Linked DNA regions of Homo sapiens: regions 1 and 3 are each linked to region 2. A link is a contact called in ENCODE Hi-C or POLR2A ChIA-PET data. All regions are on one chromosome and are shown on one strand. The core of a region is the stretch at or near the end of the contact, and the rest is flanking DNA. Distances in the headings are between cores, read along the strand shown. Region 1 holds the start of RNF8 (ring finger protein 8). Region 2 holds the start of ZFAND3-DT (ZFAND3 divergent transcript). Region 3 overlaps LINC02520 (long intergenic non-protein coding RNA 2520).

Region 1 (2,919 bases), core at 170-2,669, 470 kb before region 2:
GGAAGGAGAGAAAGAAAGAGAGAGAAAGAAGAAAAGAGAAAGAAAAAAGAAAAGAAAGAAAGAGAAGGAAGGAAGGAAAGAAAGAAGAAAGAAATTGTTAACTGGGTGTTGGAAAACTGAAAAGACAAAAGGGGCTCAACCATTGGATGTACTCACTGCAGGCAGCAGCTATCACACTATATGGAAAATCCAAAGGAGAGGCTGAGTTTAAAAACAATTTTTTAATTGGCCGGGCTCGGGGGCTCATGCTTGTAATCTCAGCACTTTGGGAGGCTGAGGCGGTTGGATCACTTGAATCCAGGAGACACGGCGAAACCCGGTATCTACCAAAAAATATAAAAATTAGCCGGGCGTGGTGGCGCGTGCCTGTAATCCCAGCTACTCTGGAGGCTGAGGCAGGAGAATCTCTTGAACCCGGGAGGCGGAGGTTGCAGTGAGCTGAGATCGCACCACTCCAGGCTGCACTCCAGCCTGGGTGACAGGGCGAGACCCTGTCTGTAATCAGTAATAATAATAATAAAATTAACAGCTTTATTGAGTATAATTTACATGCCATAAAATTCACCCACTGGAAGTTTACACTTTCTTCACTTTACAGGGTCTCACTCTGTCGCCCAGGCTGGGATGCAGTGGCGCCATGTCGGCTCACTGCAACCTCTGCCTCCCGGGGTCAGGTGATCCTCCCACCTCAGCCTCCCAAGTAGCCGGACTACAGGTGTGCACCACCACACCTAGCTAATTTTTCTTTTTTTTCTTTTTTCCTTTCTCTCCCTCCCTTCCTCCTTTTTTTTTTTTTTTTTTTGTAGATACGGTGTCTCCCCATGTGGCCAGGTTGGTCACAACTCCTGAACTCAAGTGATCCGCGCGTCTCGACCTCCCAAAGTGCTGGGATTACAGGCGTGAGCCACTGCGTCCGGCCACACTTCCATGACTTTTTAATAAACTTATACAGTTGTACAATTGTCACCACAATCCACTTTTAGAACATTTCTATTACCGCTTTCCTCCAATTTTTTCAAGCCCATCTGCATTCAATACCCGCTCCCACACCTCGCCCCAGGTAACTGTGCTCTTTGTCTTTGTAGATTTGCCTAGTGTAATTTATTTTTTACTTCGGTAATATAAGTAGGTCGTGCAAAATAGAGACTATTTAGCAACAGACTAGGCAGACTTAAATCCGATGGAAAGTTTAAAGTTGTTTAAAAGTGGGCTATAGTTTCACATGACTTTTTTAAAAAGAGGAAAGGTGAGAAGAGGTTCCAGTCTGGGGCGGCTAGGACTGGGGTGATGGTTCTGGAGGCGGCGAGGGAAGGTGTGAGGCGAGGAGACCTCTCGAATCGCGCCCGCCCCGCCCAGGGCCGGATTGGCTCCCAACCCACCCTCTTTGCTCCAGGGCGGCCGCCGTCCTCTTGCGCAGGCGTAGTGCTCCTGCTTCCTGGCCGAGGGCGGGCGAGCGGAGCCTGCTTTCGCAGCGATCGCGAGCGTGTGGCGATTGCTTCTGTCTGTTATTTAGATATGGAAGCTGAGGGGATGCACAGAGGCAGCCAGAACCTAGGTCAGGGTCTCGCTCGGTGCTGACCGCCCCCGGGGTCGAGTAGGCGATGGGGGAGCCCGGCTTCTTCGTCACAGGAGACCGCGCCGGTGGCCGGAGCTGGTGCCTGCGGCGGGTGGGGATGAGCGCCGGGTGGCTGCTGCTGGAAGATGGGTGCGAGGTACGGGGGAAGGGGTCCTGTGGAGCGGAGGGCAGGGGCTGGAGGGAGCGGGGCTCCGGGGAGGGAGGAAGGTGTCTTGCTGGGCTGAATGAATGGCAGAGAGGAGGCGGGCATCAGGAAGAGGAGCGAAGTGTCTGTGGGGGGGGTGGATTCCTGGGGAGAGAAGGGAGAAAGCGGTTCTGGCGCGAGCGGCTGAAGGGTCTGCGGTGGGAGGTGTTTGGGGGAGAAATAGGGGCCGAGTGGGAGAAAGGAAGAAAAGAGAGTTCGGCTCTGGGGAGCCCGGGGGGGCCACAAGGGTTGGGGCGAGGACGGAGGCCCTGACCCGCGGCCTGTGGGGCGAGAAGCGGGCCCCGTCCAGAGAGGCCTGGGTCAGCGGGTAGCTGGGCCGGGGACTGGGAGGAGAGGGACGCGCAGGGAACGTGAGGAGATGCGGGGGTGTCGAGGAGGGGAGGGCGGGGGCTGGCCAGATCCCGTTTAGGGCGCACAGAGCCCCGCGGTGCCAGGTCGGGGAACGGTGGCGGGGGCCGCGAGCTGCCGGGAAGCCGAGGCAGGGCCCGGCGCCTGAACTTTCTCGAGTTTGTTTTGAAAACGATTGCAAATTTTGGGTTTTGTCCCTTAAAGCAATCAAACTTTCACGTAGAAATGTCTTCCTCCTTCCCAACTCTGAGGAACATGGGCGGCTTGGGCTGGGCCACATTTCTCCTGTGAGGCTCGGTACGGCCGAGTGGCACTCCCTGAGGTGGGTCGGGCAGGTATTCAGAGTTCTCTCCAGAGGCTGCCTGTCGTCTTTATTAATGCAGTTGCAAATGAAAAATATTTTAAGGGGAAAGATGAGGTACCGTTCCTGGCACGGTTCAAGATGCACCAGCGTGGTGCATCTTGAAAAGACGAGGGAAGGGAGGAGGGAGTTAGATTGCAATCAGGTTGAGAAGGAGAACTGGGTCAGGGACAAGCTTGTGATGACTGGGAACCATTTGGGTTTTGGAAATAATCTGTATGAAAAGTTCTCTTTGCAGTAAAAGTGGATGGTTGGTCATGATGTAAATTCAAGAAGTATTTTGAGTCTCATGTGTGTTCAGGTAGATTTTTCCTATAAGCCGTACTGCCTCAATTCAGTCTGCCAGGTATTTACTGAGTATTTAACATTGTTTGGTGTACAATGAGGACAAATAAAATTTCTGCGCTCGAAGAGTTTAAGGCTTGAGTG
Region 2 (2,700 bases), core at 178-2,677:
TCTTGGCCTCCCAAAGTGCTGGGATTACAGACGTGAGCCACAGCGTCCGGCTTTTTCTATGCACTTTCTTACAGATATACTTATTGAAGGCTTTGGAAAATCCACCAAATTAAAACTAAACATTGTGCATAATAAATCAGCACTCACATTTTAGGGTGTTTTGGCTTTAAGTGCTTGATTTTTGCAATCATTAACTTCACCATCAACAGCATCTGTGGCATATTAAGCTAAATGCGATCCTTGCTCTTTAGAGGCCAAAATAAACATCAATGTTAACAAACCCACACAGTATGCACAAACAGAAATGTGATTTGGTATATAAAGAAATAAGATAGCAACATTTGGTAATCAAATTAATCTAGGTAATAGTCTCTCTGAGGCTCTGATATACCCGACAGGCAAGGAGGGTATACGGCAGCTATTCCTAAGAGCCAGGAAGTCTTCCTCAGCGATGGGTCTCCAAAAGGTCTGGAGGATGTTGCCTCCGTGTTGAATTAGTCATCAATAATCGATTTCTCTGTTCATGACTAACTGGAGATCAGAATGAGCTCAGGATCAAGGACTAGGATCGTTAAAGGACTCATTTTTTTAGTGTCTCAAACTTCTTTGGTCACTTACCAATTTCCATTACTGATTCAGCTACAGCTCCCCTTTCCCCTCCAAAAACCAAACGTGTCAGCTGTAGGAAGAAGTGCGGCTCTCCTAGCCTGGGCATAGGGACTCGCCTGGGCATAGATAATGTACTTGTGGCTCTGTGGTTGGGAGTGGAGACAAGGAACTCCCCAACACCGGTGGGGGAGAAGAGACAAGGAAGTTGCCCCAGACAAGGGGCTGGGGGAGGGGCATTTCCCAAAAGTTCCTGTCAAGAGACCAGTATACCGGGTGGAACTATAAGAGTTGTTTGGGTGTGGCGGGACCAGGAAGAGAGAGAGAGATGCCCAGGGAGTTGGCAAATTGGGGAGAATGGCTCCCCGGAATCGCCCAGGAGCCAGAGCGGCAGCTCCAGGGACCTTGACTCCGACGCCCCCGGGAAGCCAGAGCTCCACTTCCGCGTTTGGCATTGCTCCCCCAGGCCCCTCCTCGCACTCGGTTACGGGTTCTACGGGCGCATGCGCCGCCACTCTGGGACTGGCCCAATTTACCCTACACAACTAATCTGCTCCTCCCCCTCCCGCTTGGAGCGCACCATTCGCGTTTAGGGGGAGGCACCGCGCCCCGGAGTACTCAGAAACCTGCTCCCCTTCTTCAGACAGGGGGAAGATAAGTTTGCTTCAGATTCTAAAAGTTCTAAGAATACGAAGGCCTCAGCCGCCCGTCGCCGGGCGACAGCCCGAGGCTCTCGTTTTCTCCCACAGCCCCGCACTCCGCCTTTGAGGCGCGGAACGAAGTGGCACGCCCGGATCCCAGCTGATCAGCGGCTGGGCTTTGGCGTTGGCTCCCCCGGGCGAGACCATTGTGACTCCTCGGGAGGGGCGCACGCCGGGGAGGGGGCGGAGCGGCCATTGTCCGGTCAGCGCAGCCTCCGGGGGAGGGGACGGTGTTACGGAGACAGCAGGGCCCGGGGCTTCAGAGCGGCCGCTGCGACTCCGGAGCCGGCGGGGGGCTCCGGTCCTTCCCTGCGCCACCGCACAGGACATCTCTCTGGCTGGGGAGCGGCGGTGAGACCCGCCGAGGGCGTCTGTGTCCCTCCTCCCCCGCGGTCCTCGGTGCGTCCGCACGCCCCTCCTCCTCGGCTCCCTCCTTCTTCTCTCCGCGCCTCTCCGCCCCCTCCCCGTCTCCGCAGGCCGAGTGGTGCGGCCCGCCTCCAGCTGACCGGCCTGGAATCCCGGCTCCGAGCCCCGGACTCGCGCCCGCCCGCGCGCCCGCTCCTTCCCCCTCCCCCCGCCCCGAGCCCCCCGACGCCGCCGCCACCGCCTCCTCAGAGCGGGGCCCGGGCCCAGCCGCCGCCACCGCTGCCGCCGCCGAGCTCCGCCGCCGCCGAGCACCATGGGAGACGCTGGGAGCGAGCGCAGCAAAGCGCCCAGCCTGCCGCCTCGCTGTCCCTGCGGCTTCTGGGGGTAAGTGCCCGGCCGGGTGGGGGCGGGGGGCGGGGGCCGGGGGCGCAGACGCCAGGGCAGCCTGGGCAGGCCTCGGGGCCCGGGAGGCCGGAACCTTGGAGGCTGGGCCCAGCCCGGGCCTACGGGGAGGGGGTGGGGGTCGCGTTCCGGGGAGGGGTGCCGGGTGGGGAGCTGGGGGTGGGCAGAGAAGGCCCTGCCGGGGGTGCGTTGCTACCCTTTGGGACTCGCCGGCCTGAAGCTCGGGCCCACGGGGGCCTCCTGGGCCACGGGTGAGGGGGGCAGGGCGGCGGGGAGGGATGAGGGGGCGGCGTTGACCGCTCCGGGAGGAGCAGGGGTGCCCCTTCCGTGGGCATGTGGAAGCCAGCCCTTCCTCCCTCCCGGGGCGTGAGTTGGTGCCCAGGCACTAGGAGGGTATTTCCTCTGACTTCTTCACCTCCCCTCCTCCCCGTCCTCCGGAGACTTGCATCATCACTTCCTAGATTATATCCCAGTGCCCCATTTGCTTTTAGGAAGCTATTCACACGTCACCCGTTTGTAAAAACCGAGTCCAGAACCAGGCTGGGGTAAAGTTATAAGATTGTTGAGGTCTCACCTTCATGTAAAACACGTTTCAGGAGATATGTAAAATTTCCTTGTCAAAAAG
Region 3 (2,700 bases), core at 162-2,661, 300 kb before region 2:
ACAGCATATACCAATGACTGCTAGACTCTGTGGAGGAACGTTAGAATGTTCTCAAAGGTCTTGACAATGTTCTGTGGGCCTAGTGGGTCACCAGAGTTTCCCAGCAGGTGAGTTTCATGGCCAGAATTCTCCAAGCGTCCTGGGGTGTTTGGGGCTGGCTGGCATCTTCCCTTGCTTTTTTTTTTTTTTTTTTTTTTGAGATAGAGTCTCACTCTGTTGCCCAGGCTAGAGTGCCATGGCACGATCTCAGCTCACTGCAACCTCTGCCTCCCAGGTTCAAGCAATTCTCCTGCCTCAGCCTCCCGGGTAGCTGGGACTATAGTGCACACCACCAAGCCCGGCTAATTTTTGTATTTTTAGTAGAGACGGGGTTTTGCCTTGTTGACCAGACTGGTCTCGAACTCCTGGGCTCAAGTGTTCTGCCTGCCTTGGCCTCTCACAGTGCTGGGATTACAGGCGTGAGCCACCATGCCCGGCAGCATCCTCCCTTCTTTCTGCAGTGTTTGCTGAGAGCTCTAGCAGCCTGATGAGCCCCCTCCCTGTGGGCTGGAAAAGAAAGTGTGGACCCTGGCTCATCAGCAGCATGAGATATGGGATGCAGCAGGGTGACGCTTGAGAGGCCTGCTTCCCCAGCTGCTGGGCACCATTCGTGCCCACCCGGTGGGGGAGAGCCTGCGGGTCATGGGCCTAGCGACAGCCTAGCATCAGAAGGCCCTGAGCAGACTGATCTCCGTCGCCTCACAAGACAGGTCACTTCCCTCCTGAGCTTCCAAGCCTTTACCTGAGCTGTTTTCTTGTCCCTTAAGTCTGTTGGTATTGAAGTCTGGGCGGCCTGACAGCCCTGGCAGGCAGCCCAGAGGCCAGCGCCCCAGGCAGACACTCTCTCTGCCTTATTTATGCAGCTTCGCGGCCGCTGCGATTGGGTGGCATTTGTGAGCACAAAAGAGAAGACTCGGGCATTCAGAAGGCCCTTTCAGCAAAGGGCGCCACAGGCCTGCTGGCTGGAAATTCTCCTGAGATCGGTTGGAGTCTATTTGCAGGCATGCAGGCATTTCTGTTTGCTTCCTGACCCTGGCCTCCTGGGCACTGGGGCGGGGAGGGGCAGGCCTCTGCATTCGGGGACAGGAAGGAGGGGGTTGGCACAGAGGTTTCTGCCAGAGCCTCCCTGCCTGGAGGACCTGGCCTTGTGGTCTTCCCCAGGCCCATGTGCCCTGCTTGCCTGCTCTCTCACCAACAGGGTGATGAGGTGGCATCCACTGGGGTCAGTCCTGTGCCACCTGGCCTCCCCCTCCCTGCCTCTGCAGCCCGCTGAGAAGTGAACAGAAGCTGCTGCAGTGTGGCTGGGAGTCAGCTAGGAAGGGCCAACCCCCTTAACTGGTGCCCCACGTGACTGAGGCTCCTTGGTCACATCATGATCTGTGGTACCCAGATCAAAGGTCCTGCCAGCAGTGCACCAAGCCCTCCTCTTGGCAGGAAGCAGCAGACTAGAGCAAGTGAGGGAGAGTCGAAGCTGGCGGGGGGGTTTTCCCAGACAACAGCCTGTCCCGTGCTGCTCCCTGCCAGCCCCAAATCAGGAGTCCCCCCACCCCCGCACCACCGTGTTTCTAGTCCTGAGAGTGATGGGCTGGGGGATGGAGCCTCTGAAAATTCCACGAAGGTATGGTGCCCGGTCCAGGCATGCCCTGTGGCCGTCTGTTGTTGATTTTTAAATCTGTTCACCCGGGAGTCCTAGTTCAGCTCAGCAGACAGCAGTATTTGCTTATTAATTTGTTTATTGATTTACTGGGCTGTACTTGGGGCTTCTCCCGGGAAGGACTCCAGACGCGCTGTGCCGCCCAGCATCCAGCCATCCGTCAGACTCAGGTTTGAGCTTAAGATGCCACAAGGCCTGCAGCGGGCAGACCTAGAGACAGTGCAAAACTCCCGGAGGATGGACTGGGCCATGGGGCACTGGAGAGACTGAGGGCAGTCGGGGAGGAGGGAGGCTGCCTGCAGCAGCTGCAGGACACAGGCACGCGGTACCGTGTGGGAATGGCGCCCCTGGAGTTGTGCAACTGGGCACTCCTGGTTTGGGCCTCTCCCTATAGAGCAAGGGTAACAGATGTCTTCTCAGGAGAGGCCCTTCTCTGTCTCAGATCGTATTTAAGAGGCCTCCTTCCAGAGGCAGGGGATGGAGGAGAAAACCAGTCCAAGGTCTTCGGTGCCCCAGAGGCTCAGATTCATGTCTTCGGATGGGTTTTCCAACGTGCCAGGATTAAGTAAGGCGAGGGGTGTTTCTAGCAACAATTCTCTCAGCTCTTGCATAATAATGCTACATTTTTTTTAAAAACCTCTGAGGACACGTCTGTGGCTTTGTCGCCTTTCTGAGGCATATGCTGACTACAGATTGTGGCAGCAGGATGGAGGGGAGGGGAGGAGAAGCGAGAGGAGGCCGCAGTGTCAGAACAGAATTCTGTCACGGATGTAGAAAGAGCCTTGCCTGAGGACTTGTAAGAGCGAGGTGGCTATGAATGTGGACTTGGCATGAGGCAGACCTGGCGTGAATCCTGGCTCCCTCATTTATGAGCTGGGCAATCTCAGGCAAGTTACTTACCCTTTCTGTGCTTCATCTCATCCATAAAGTGAGAGTCAGCTTGTCAGCCTCATAGGACTGATGTGAGGGTTATAGACGAGACAATGTAAGAAACACATTAGTATATA

The links. Hi-C counts contacts between places; a loop is a spot of excess contacts on that map. ChIA-PET counts read pairs that join two places held with the same protein, here RNA polymerase II (POLR2A). Pooled maps may share reads with other maps.
Region 1: a loop to region 2 is called in a map of B cell, with 4 times the contacts of the local background. The contact joins the promoter of RNF8 here to the promoter of ZFAND3-DT in region 2. A Hi-C loop is called at or near these places in 3 of 168 maps with a recorded cell type or tissue (B cell and naive thymus-derived CD4-positive, alpha-beta T cell), 2 of 37 single-sample maps with no recorded cell type and 9 of 50 pooled maps.
Region 3: a map of CD8-positive, alpha-beta T cell shows a loop between it and region 2 (6-fold over the local background). The contact joins the enhancer-like site here to the promoter of ZFAND3-DT in region 2. A Hi-C loop is called at or near these places in 4 of 168 maps with a recorded cell type or tissue (CD4-positive, alpha-beta T cell, CD4-positive, alpha-beta memory T cell, CD8-positive, alpha-beta T cell and 1 more) and 9 of 50 pooled maps. POLR2A ChIA-PET finds 5 or more read pairs at or near these places in 8 of 52 experiments (CD4-positive, alpha-beta T cell, CD8-positive, alpha-beta T cell, H1 and 5 more).

What each region holds. Positions count from the first base shown.
Region 1 is chr6:37,352,564-37,355,482 of GRCh38, forward strand. It overlaps RNF8 (ring finger protein 8), which reads left to right and starts at 1,420. Exons shown (of 8, transcript NM_003958.4): 1 at 1,420-1,712. The coding sequence starts at 1,602. RefSeq lists a silencer at 1,273-1,372 and an enhancer at 1,673-1,722.
Region 2 is chr6:37,817,960-37,820,659 of GRCh38, forward strand. ZFAND3-DT (ZFAND3 divergent transcript) reads right to left here and starts at 1,428. Exons shown (of 2, transcript XR_007059569.1): 1 at 619-1,428; 2 at 1-531. It overlaps ZFAND3 (zinc finger AN1-type containing 3), which reads left to right and starts at 1,768. Exons shown (of 6, transcript NM_021943.3): 1 at 1,768-2,057. The coding sequence starts at 1,987. RefSeq lists enhancers at 975-1,364, 1,334-2,136 and silencers at 1,415-1,794, 1,835-2,064, 2,225-2,394.
Region 3 is chr6:37,515,285-37,517,984 of GRCh38, forward strand. The region is part of intron 1 of LINC02520 (long intergenic non-protein coding RNA 2520); the gene reads left to right. Among named protein-coding and RNA genes, the nearest start is that of LINC02520, 9.3 kb to the left of the region's middle. RefSeq lists enhancers at 39-823, 824-1,608, 1,481-1,530, 1,621-2,000. Within about 2 kb of position 1,412, at least 20 of the 41 ENCODE cell types and tissues checked have a DNase peak (open chromatin) inside an H3K27ac peak, as active enhancers do; they include CD4-positive, alpha-beta T cell and CD8-positive, alpha-beta T cell, where a contact is called at or near this core.